Linked DNA regions of Homo sapiens: region 1 is linked to region 2. Evidence: chromatin contacts called from ENCODE Hi-C or POLR2A ChIA-PET data. All regions are on one chromosome and are shown on one strand. Each heading gives the region's core, a stretch centred on a gene start or an enhancer-like site at or near the end of the contact. The rest is flanking DNA. Distances are from core to core; before and after follow the strand shown. Region 1 has its middle 70 kb from the start of FGFR2. Region 2 holds the start of FGFR2 (fibroblast growth factor receptor 2).

Region 1 (5,377 bases), core at 692-3,191, 70 kb before region 2:
GCTGACCTAGAGCTGGGCGAGGAGGAAAGGACCACTCTCGAGGGGCAACAGCTGATTTGGAGAGCCAGGAGGGGTGGCCCCTCAGCCAGAGGCCGCTGCACACGAGAGGATGCCAGTTCTGTCCCACCAATTCCTTTCCTCTCCTCTTCCCATCTAATCTGTCCCCCAAATCAGACACCTTGTAAATCCCAGTTAGATCACATGACTTCCTTACTTAGAGCTTCTGCAGGCCTTCCCAGCCCTGAATCCTGGTGCTCGGGGACCTATAGGAGCTGCCTTTCCAGCTTTTATTCCTCCCTGAGTCTCATCTCCTCCTGGACTCCAGGTAAACCAGAGACTCCCATCCTCCCACTGTCCTCCCTCCCTGGGGCACTTTCCTGCCTTGGTTTTGTCCACAGCATCCTCAATGCCTGGAAACCCACCCACACCCTCGAACCACCTCAACCTGCACAGCTCCCAAGTCAAGGCCATATCCAACACCCACACTGGGCCGGGCACAGTGGCTCACACCTGTAATCCCAGCACTTTGGGAGGCCAAGGCAGGTGGATCACCTGAGGTCAGGAGTTTGAGACCAGCCTGGCCAACATGGCGAAACCCTGTCTCTACTAAAACTACAAAAATTAGATGGGTGTGGTGGTGCACACCTGTATTCTCAGCTACTCGGGAGGCTGAGGCAGGGAGAATTGCTTGAACCTGGGAGGCAGAGGTTGCAGTGATCTCATTGCGCAACTGCACTCCAGCCTGGGTGACAGAGCGAGACTCTGTCTCAAAAACAAGAAGCAAAAACCGAAAAAAAAAAAAATCCCACACTGCCCTAATTCCCAAATGGAGCCAAGTCTTCCTCTCCCCTCTCTCCTCTTCCCTGGCCTTGGCCTCTGCTTCACCCGCACTGACCGCTTTATCCCATAGTATTTCAGATCTCTCTGTCCTGTCTAATGTGCAGCCCCTGAGGGCAGTGGCCCTATTTTAAGCCCCTGCTTCTCAACCTGACTGCACATTCTTATCCCCTGGGGAGTGTTAAAAGCCTACCCCTGCCACGTCCCACACCTGGAGATTCTGACAAAATTAGTGCAGGTCTCTGGGGTGCAGCCAGGTAGGGGGAGTTTAGAGAACGCTCAACAGGTGAATCTAATATGCAGCCACGTGTTGAGAACATCTTTGAATCCTCAATGCATTGTGCTTCTCAGGTGTTTGTTGAATTGAATACAATCATTGGAACTTGAAGGTAGCGGTGGTGAATCAGGTCATAGATCAGTGCTGACCCATGGAAGTACAACATGAGCCATAAATACGAGCCACCTATGTCGTTTTCAATTTTCTAGTTGCCACATTCAAGAAAGTAAAAAGCACCAGTGAAATGAATGTGTATATCTTTTCATCCCTGTATGCGAATATTATTTCAATATGTAATCAGTACAAACATACTTGATGAGATATTGCGCATTCTTTTGTTCATACTAGTTCTTGGAAATCCTGTGTGTATTTTACACTTAGGATACATCTCAATTTGGATGAACCACGGTTCAAGGGCTCAGTAGCTTCTTGCGGCTTGGGGCTGCCATATTAGGGCAGTTATAGACCACAGACCAGCTGAATTGTGGTGTTTTTATGCCTGGAGAGCACATGTGTATTGTGCGAGCAGGCTTGCAGAGGCAAGAGAGGTGGCTTCGGCAGCTGCTATGAGACAGATTTAACACTCTTAGCCCTGAACGCCCCCCTCCCTTCTAGTTAAATCAGAGCATCTTCTTATCTTGCCTCGCTTTCCTCTTCACTCCTTCCCCATACCCGCCCCATCTGGGTCCCACATCCAAAGTAAATTTCCTCCCCTGCTCAGCCTCCTGTGACCCGGCTTTCCAGCACCCAGCTGCAGACCTGCTGCTGCTTCCTGTCCTGGTTCTCTTTGGAGAGCTGGCCGCCAGTCCCAGTGGGAGGGAAAAGGGGTGGGGAAACCTGGCCCAGAGACCTGGGAGGGAGCTGGGAGAGTTTGGAGTGTGTTCTCTCTCTCCTTTGCTTTCTCTTGCTCTCTCTTTCTGGGTCAGCATGCTAGGCCACCGACCATCCCCTCTCCCCCTGGCCTCCCTTCTTAGGGGTCCTCTTGGACCCCTAAGAAGATCTGGAAGCTGAGTAGGTCTCTGGTGGGGTTACTTGGCTGCTTGCCAGCCTCCCCAGGGGCAACCCCTGGTGGGGACATTTTGATGCCAAAATGTGCAAAGCCAGCAAGAACGGGACTATTATTAGACCTTCCCCCACCGGCCCAGTTACCGGCCACATGACTCGGCCCTTTGATGGCTCAGTGGGAGCCTCAGCCCAGCTCTCTGTGACTACTAATATGGTGTTTCTAAAAATGCCTTTCCACTGGTGCATACTATCACTGTCCTCCTGATGGTGATCTTTTGTTTCCAAAAGCAATTAATCTTCTTTGTCTTTTCTTTTTCTTATTGCATGTGGCCAGTTCCTGGTCTTTGTTGCTGTACTAAATATGTGAATTGTTTTGGAGCATGTGGTAGACGGGTTTTTATGCTCTAAGTTTTTGCTGAAAGCTGTGATGGCAGGGATGGCTAATGAGATTTTTTTTTAAGTGCTACAATTCTTAGGCATGTAGCAAGAGGTTTCACTTGAAAACTTGGAGAGATACATTGTAGATGACTCAATTTCACAGCTTCATAGCGTGCTGCAACCTGACTAGTTCTGCAGCTTGTCAATCAGAGATTTACTAAGCAGCAGAGAGGTCCTGGGGGAGGTGCTACAGGGAAGGATAATGCAGTCCCTATCTGGTTGTGGAAATAAGACACAGCGTGTAGGTAGATAGCAAGCATAAAGGTGCCCAGGGTGTATACGCTAAGTGGAGGTTCAGGAAAGCAATGCTGTTCATGTAAATGCTACTGTAGGTGCCAGAACAGGAGGGGTGACCTGTGGAGGCTCCCAGAAGAGGCAGGTGCTTGAGCTGAACAAAAAGGTAGGATGTCATAGACACAGTGGCCAGGGAAGGCACCGGCAACTCCAGCAGGAGGCTCCGTACACGTGGAGAATGGAGTATTGGGCTTTACGATGCTGTAGGTTATAAGCTTTCCATTTCATGGCAGAAGTGGTGATTCTTAGAGTCAAGAACATTGGGTTCTCTTTCTAGCTCTGCTGCTGACATCCTCTGGTGACTTTGGCCAGTCACATGACCAGCTCAGGACCCCTCTTATGAATAACAGGGCTTGTCATTTCCCTTCCCTTCTTCTGCTGCTCAGGAAAGATCAAATCAACCATTCATCCATCATCTACCCATTTAAACACCCACTTACCACACCCATCACCCATCCATCCACCTGTCCATAAGTACATATACCCATCCAATCATATACCTATCCATCTGTCTATCCACCCATTCACCTGCCTGTCTAACAATCCATCCATCCATCCATCCATCCATCCATCCATCCATCCATCCATCCAATCATCCACCTAATTATCCACATATCCATACATCTATTCATCCATCCATCCATCCATCCATCCATCCATCCATCCATACATCCATCCATCCCTTCTGTAAGTCAGCTGTGCATTTGTTCATTCAGTTTCTGTTTCCTGAGTATCTACTCTGTGACAGACACCGTACTAAGTGCTAAGATATGCAGAGCAAAAAAGCATGATTGCTGTCATCAAGACAAGCCAAGGATGAGGGGAATGATACATACACACATTTTCCTACCCAAATGATAGGGTTGCTGCCACTACAGAGGAATAAGTAAAGGACTGCCAATTTAGAGGAAGAAGGCCCTTTTGAACATGTAGTAATAACACTGTAGGCTCGCCTCCACCTGAGCACTAACCTCATGGGTATAATTACCTGTCTATCTTCTCTGGTAGACTGAAAGATTTTGAAAACAAAGGTCATATTTTCAGGACCATCCTTAGACCTTGGCAGGGGGGAATCCCTAGTCTGGGACCCCTGTTTAAGAATCCTACTCTGGGCTTCTTCAGTGGAACCCCATTCCATAGGGTGAGGAATCTGAGGCTAGAAGGACATGCGCATCTGGAGCCTCTGTCTCCTCCCCATTAGTTAGGTCCTGCCACAGAAGGCAGGGACCAACATTCTCAGCCTCAGTGGATTTAAGAAGCCTATGTCTAGGACCTGTGTAAACCTCTCCCCTGTGTGGGCCCCCTTGAGTCTAAGTGGAAGGCCAAGGGCAGCCATTTGTAGGGTGTGGACAGAAATTGGGAATGAAACTAGGCGGTCCACTTGTGTCTTATGTGCACGCAAGGCCCCATATGGTATGGTTTAGCATCGGATGGAAAGAGAAGGACAGGCTACAGGCCAGGGACAGGAGCCTACCCTTCCCAAGCCATCAATTCCAGCTCAGAACCCCAAGAGGTCCAAGAATTCCACATTCAAACATGGACTTCCAGGTTGTTATAAAGGTATATTTTTCCAGGTTTACAGAGAGAACCTATTAATTAACAGTTAAAAAAAAAAACCTTAACATATTTAGACATATGGTACATGGATCTCCTGTAGTGATCTTGCCTAGGCCTCATAAATATTAGGGATGGGACTTCATGCCTTGTTTGTGGTTGAATCATAAATTCTTAAGCACACATGGTAACTAAATGTAGTGTGTGATTCTGGACTGGACTTGGGACTGGAACAAAAAGTGCTGGAAGAGATGTAATTGGGACAGTGGACAAAATTGGAATAGGAACTGTGGATTAGATAAAACATGTAAGTGTTAAATTCTTGAATCTGACAACCGTCCTGTGGTTTCCTAAGAGGACATCCTAGCCTTTAGGAAACATAAATAGATACATGGGGGTAAAGGGTCATGATGTCTGCAACCAATAAAGAGAGAGAGTGATAAATGTGGCAAGACGGTGAAGACCAATGAACGTGGGTAAAGGGTATATAGAGGTCCTTTCTGTATTATTCTTGCAATGTTTTTTCAACTGTGAGTTTGAAATTATTTCAGAATAAAAAGTTAAAACAAACAAATAGCACATTGCCTTGGGCAGAGTAGATATTTCGTAAGTGTTTGCTGGGGTGACACTGAAGCAGGCTCTTGAGGAGGGCTCTGGTTTCAATAGTCAGCAACAGGGAAAACAGCATTAATAACACTGCCCAACAAACACAGGGGTGAACAGCATGCCTGCACTGTGCTCAGGGCTCTGCTTTATTAATTTATTTAATCTTGGTGGAAACCCTGTGTGGTAGGTGCTATTATTCTCCCCATTCCTCATACAGGTGAGAAAACTGCAGCCTAGTGAAATGAAATAACTTGCCCCAGTCCTACAGTGGTTAACAGTCTGTCTCCAGAGCTAGCTGCTCAGCACTTGTGCTTTGCAGTCTCTGATAACGTTAGTTAATACTCAGTGAGTGCTCAGTATGAAGAG
Region 2 (5,293 bases), core at 2,601-5,100:
AAAACTCAGATAACTCAAGCAACTGGCCTGAGGTAACACAGCGTTTGTTTGTTTGTTTGTTTGTTTTTTTTGAGACGGAGTTTCTCTCTTGTTACCCAGGCGGGAGTGCAATGGCACGATCTCGGCTCACCGCAACCTCTGCCTCCTAGGTTCAAGTGATTCTCCCGGCTCAGCCTCCTGAGTAGCTGAGATTACAGGCATGTACGACCATGCCCAGCTAATTTTGTATTTTTAGTAGAGACGGGGTTTCTCCATGTTGGTCAGGCTGGTCTTGAACTCCTGACCTCAGGTGATCCACTTGCCTCGGCCTCCCAAAGTGCTGGGATTACAGGTGTGAGCCACCATGCCAGGCCTTTTTTTGTTGTTTTTTGAGAGGGAATCTTGCTCTGTCACCCAGGCTGGAGTGCAGTGGGGCGATCTCAGCTCACTGCAACCTCAGCCTCCTGGGTTCAAGCGATTCACATGCCTTAGCTTCCAGAGTATGTGGGATTACAGGCATGCGCCACCACAAGCGGCCAATTTTTGTGTTTTTAGTGGAGACGGCATTTCACCATGTTGGTCAGCCTGGTCTCGACTTCCTGCCTTCAAGTGATCCGCCTGCCTCGGCCTCCCAAAGTGCTGGAATTACAGGCGTGAGCCACTGCGCCCGGCCACAGGTCACAAAGCTATTGAGTAAAGAAAGCTGCATCCAGCCTCTCACCTTAAGAAAGCCATTCCCCTTTGCCTCAAAGTGAGGCTATACTTCCAGAAGGACTTTGTCTCCGGGGAAGCCTTGGCTTTGGAATTCAGGCCCAGTTCTAAGTTTAAAATCATTGATGCTGTTCAGTAGTGGGATCAATGATTTTGCTTCACTTAAATGCCACAAGCTCCCTGAAGATGGGCTGGAGCTGTCACAGCATCCAGCCCCTCCCCTTACCCAGAAGTAAATACTCTTATCATAGTCCTCCGACTATTCTATATCCTTCCATTTGAGTGCTTCTTTTATGCCGAGGGCACTATTGAGATGTAGCTTAGAGAATGAAATTCCTGGTGTTGCAGGGAGCTCAGATCCACCCGGGAAGGTTCATGAGCACTTCATGTCAGCAGCCTTTATTTCATCTAACGTTTCCATAGAGTGAAGGAACAGCCACCCATTACAAAACAAATTATTAAAAGAAAAATTCCAAATCTTCAAAGGAGAGAGGCCCATGGTAGTGAGCGCTCCCACCCCCTTCTCCTTTCTCTTCCCATCACCAACGGGCTAGCAGCACAATTTGTTTCTTGAAACTTTTGGGGGCATCGGAGTTCTGGTGTCCTCATTTTTCTTCCTTCCCATTGATGTATCATTACTAGAGTGAAAAAAGAAGGGCGTCTCGAGGGCTTTTGAAAAAAAAAAAGGGTGACTACTCAAGACATTTTGTAAAGGGGGGAAAATTGCGAAGAAAAGAGACCTCAGTAGGGGGTGGAGGAACTGTGAATGTGTCCTTGTCTGGCGGTTCTTTCAGCTGAAACCTGGTGCTGGCGTTCGCAGTTCAGTTCAAACTGTCACCTTTAGTTCTTACTGGCTTTTCTGCCCTTGCCCCAGAACCTCAACAGATTGGGGCTTATTTACCTATTCACACTCCGCCGTGGAAGCTCATTAATAGGCTTTATTAGCAACACCATTCATGGGAGGCCATTGACGAAAGGGGTTCCAGCCACTTGAAGAGGGAAGAGAAAAGAAAAAACTGTAAAGAGATTATTTTCTCATTCAGAAGCCTCAGTGGTGTGAAGGTTTTCCTGGATGGTCTGAGGTCACTTGAAGACTAAATATGGGGACATAATTGATTTTTTAAAAATAATTCTAAACATACTTCCCCCCCCTCCTCAAAACTGAAGAGTTTCCTGTTGTGGTCTTGTGGGTTTCAGTCCCTTATATATGAGCCCTCTTTAGGGAATAAGGAGCTTTTGATAGATTGGTGTCTTTTCATTTCTATAAAAAATACATTCTGCAAACTGTGCCTGGACATGAAAGTAGGTGTTCTTATTTGTCATTTTCAGCGGAAAGCTTCCTTTCCATTCAACATGCATAAAGCTATTGATGAATGGGGGATAGGGACAGCGGCTTCCTGCACCATTAATTTATGTGAGAATGTGTTAACAGCATTTTCAATGGCTGATGGATGCGGTGTAGGATGGGAAAGGAACTGTCCTGAGACACTCGAGTTTCCCATTGGTGGGGAATATAAAGATGTAAGTGGCAACCTGCGAGCAGGCAGACACGTTCAGCTGCATCCCTTTTCTGAGAACTTGAAAACATACTGCTATCAGAACAACCCGTGTGGGAGTGAATGGCTAAGTGTCAACCTGGGCTGAGGTGTCCGTTAATGTATAGGCTCTGGGGCTAATCCAGGTTAGAGGACTTGACCAAAAACATACCCTCCCACCAAGCATATAGAGGGATAATTTTGCTTAAGAACCAGTTTTTATTTTGTTGCTATCAAATTTCCAAAATACAATGTTATAGCCTTTTGCCTGAGGCAGTTAAATGGATTTCTTACTTGTGTGGCTTTTAAATAACTTGCATAAACGTTTTCTGTGCTATATTTGTGAATAAAAATGATTTTCTAATCATGTAGCACCTTGAAAAATATTTTTGTAAATGTTATGAAGGGTGCAATGTTAGTGACACAGGTGCAAATATGTTTCTAAATCCAGGAAAAGTCTGTTTTCCAAGTCAGGTTTGTTCTCAATGCTTCATCTATCTTCAGGCCTCAAAAGGATTCTAAAGCATTTCTGGGTTTAGTGACCTTTTCTAAAGAAAAATAATTAAGGTTTTAATCTATATGGTCTTGAACTTAAGCACGGCTGCTCAGGAGCTGGATGAATAAGGAGGGAGAAAAAGCATATTTAAAATAAATTATTCCGAAGACACGGCTTAGTGAAAAGGTAAATGGACATAGGAACTTTAACCAGTTACAGCTTGGTGTGCAGTTGAAGAATCAGATTTTGCATTTATGATTTTTAATCTAAGATTCAGAGGGAGGAATTACTTTGTTCAAGGTCTATTTATGGTAGAGTTGTCTTTAGACTCCTTTGAATTTCTTTTTATTAATCCAAACATATATTATTAAACACTTTTTTTTTTTGATGCAATTTTGGCTTTTTCTGAGAGAGCCACATTCAAAGTCAGGCTGTCCTAGTAGCCAGCTGTGTGGTCCTAGGCAAATTACTTAACCTCTCTGATCCTGTTTCCTTATCAGAAACTGGGAATAGTACTCTGCAGGGTGGTTGGGCAGATGAAATAGAATCACCTATGTAGTGTGACCCTCCCATAGTAGGGCCTCCATTAATATTCAGTTTTTTCCTCTCATTTCTATTGTTTAGAAGGACAGAAACATGCAATGTCCTGCGAACATTTCCAAGTGGCTTCCTCTCCTCCAAAAGCTTCAGCTGCCTGGCAACCCTCCCCGCAGTATCAAGCAGGCGCATTTTAAAGTCTCTTTAGCGGGAGGGCAGGGTTAGAGCCTTCGGTCATTTGTTTTCTAACTTGACATAAAACAACGTAACGCAGTCGCTCAGCGAGCCGTTGGCCAGCCTCGCTCGCCCGGGGAGGAGGGAGGAGGTGGCGCGGGGCGCGGGACCAGGCCTTATTCGGAGGCTGTCGCTGCATCCCTACGGCCGCATCGCGGCCGAGCCCTCGCCTCCCGGGCCGGTGTCTCCGGCTGCTCGGAGGCGTCGGGAGCCGCGCGGGACTCGGGGCGGCCCGGGCGCGCGGCGCTGATTGGCAGAGAGGGCGCCGCCGTCCAGGAAACGGCTCGGGTTTCAGTGGGGGCGTGACCCGCCGCGAGGAGGCGGGGGCGGCGGCGGCGGCGCGGGCGGCGGCTGGAGGAGAGCGCGGTGGAGAGCCGAGCGGGCGGGCGGCGGGTGCGGAGCGGGCGAGGGAGCGCGCGCGGCCGCCACAAAGCTCGGGCGCCGCGGGGCTGCATGCGGCGTACCTGGCCCGGCGCGGCGACTGCTCTCCGGGCTGGCGGGGGCCGGCCGCGAGCCCCGGGGGCCCCGAGGCCGCAGCTTGCCTGCGCGCTCTGAGCCTTCGCAACTCGCGAGCAAAGTTTGGTGGAGGCAACGCCAAGCCTGAGTCCTTTCTTCCTCTCGTTCCCCAAATCCGAGGGCAGCCCGCGGGCGTCATGCCCGCGCTCCTCCGCAGCCTGGGGTACGCGTGAAGCCCGGGAGGCTTGGCGCCGGCGAAGACCCAAGGACCACTCTTCTGCGTTTGGAGTTGCTCCCCGCAACCCCGGGCTCGTCGCTTTCTCCATCCCGACCCACGCGGGGCGCGGGGACAACACAGGTCGCGGAGGAGCGTTGCCATTCAAGGTAATCGCCGCGCAAGACGCCTCGGGGAGCTTCGCCAGCCGGGGACGTGGGCGCCACGGGAGCCCGGGACGCCGGGTGCACCGTCCTCCGGGCGGGGGGCGCGGAAGGACTAGCATTGTGGAGGACGCTCCGTGTCCTCCCTCTGTGGCTGCATAGGTGATGGGGGAGGTGGGTGCGTGCTGACGGCCGGCGTTCTGGAAGTTCTGCCTCTGCTACCCCCATCCAGATGCTGACATCTGCTTCTGGCGTTGACGCCCCCCTCCCTGTCAAACCCTGGCGGGCGCATTCCCGCTGACTGGGCGCGTTTCTCCGACCCCAGAGCAGACGGGCGGAAGGTTCGCCTGCCCGTGGCACAGCCCCGCAGGCCGGTTCCCGGGGTCATCTCCGAGGTGCCCCATCCGTGTGTCCTGGGAACTTCCGTACCATCCAGGCCCTGCGGAGACCCCTTTTTCGGGAGGGGGCCGCTGGGGTGGGGCCGGTGACATCCCGTAGGGGTGGCGATGGCCAGGGGTGGCACTGCTGGGGAGGCGACGGCTCCGGTGCCTGGGCGCCCCTCGCCCGCAGCCGCCGTCGGCGCTGGAGGGAGCGCAGTGCGCCTGGGGCTAGGGGGCGAACTGGACCGACTTTTTCTAGTTCGCCTGCCTGCTCTGCCGCAGCGGCTGGGAGATGTCGAAAGCGCAGGCGAGTTCTAACTTGCGCGCTCATTTTTTTCGGCCACGGGGCCGCGCTGGGGAAAAAAGCCGAGGGCCCTGCGTGGCGCTGGCTCCGACCCTCGCGGACCACGGACCTGGCGCAGGAGGCCCGCTCGGGGACCACCAGCCTCCGTCGCTCTCCTCGCACCCCGCTCCCTTGCAGACCGTTCTCCAGACCCTCCTTCCTTTCTCCCAATTCAATAAAACCTACCCTTAAAGGCAAACCTGCTTTCAAACTCAGGGCACCCATTATGTGTTTGGTGTGAAAC

The links. A loop is a pair of places that touch in the nucleus more often than their neighbours do. ChIA-PET counts read pairs that join two places held with the same protein, here RNA polymerase II (POLR2A). Pooled maps may share reads with other maps.
Region 1: a map of ascending aorta shows a loop between it and region 2 (2.4-fold over the local background). The contact joins the enhancer-like site here to the promoter of FGFR2 in region 2. A Hi-C loop is called at or near these places in 3 of 168 maps with a recorded cell type or tissue (aorta, ascending aorta and esophagus muscularis mucosa) and 6 of 50 pooled maps. POLR2A ChIA-PET finds 5 or more read pairs at or near these places in 4 of 52 experiments (AG04449, H1 and WTC11).

Annotation. Positions count from the first base shown.
Region 1 is chr10:121,665,400-121,670,776 of GRCh38, reverse strand. No RefSeq gene overlaps it. Among named protein-coding and RNA genes, the nearest start is that of FGFR2, 70 kb to the right of the region's middle. RefSeq lists enhancers at 1,339-1,888, 1,889-2,438. Within about 2 kb of position 1,941, at least 14 of the 41 ENCODE cell types and tissues checked have a DNase peak (open chromatin) inside an H3K27ac peak, as active enhancers do; they include ascending aorta, where a contact is called at or near this core.
Region 2 is chr10:121,597,001-121,602,293 of GRCh38, reverse strand. FGFR2 (fibroblast growth factor receptor 2) reads left to right here and starts at 3,850. Exons shown (of 18, transcript NM_000141.5): 1 at 3,850-4,332. RefSeq lists an enhancer at 4,644-5,293.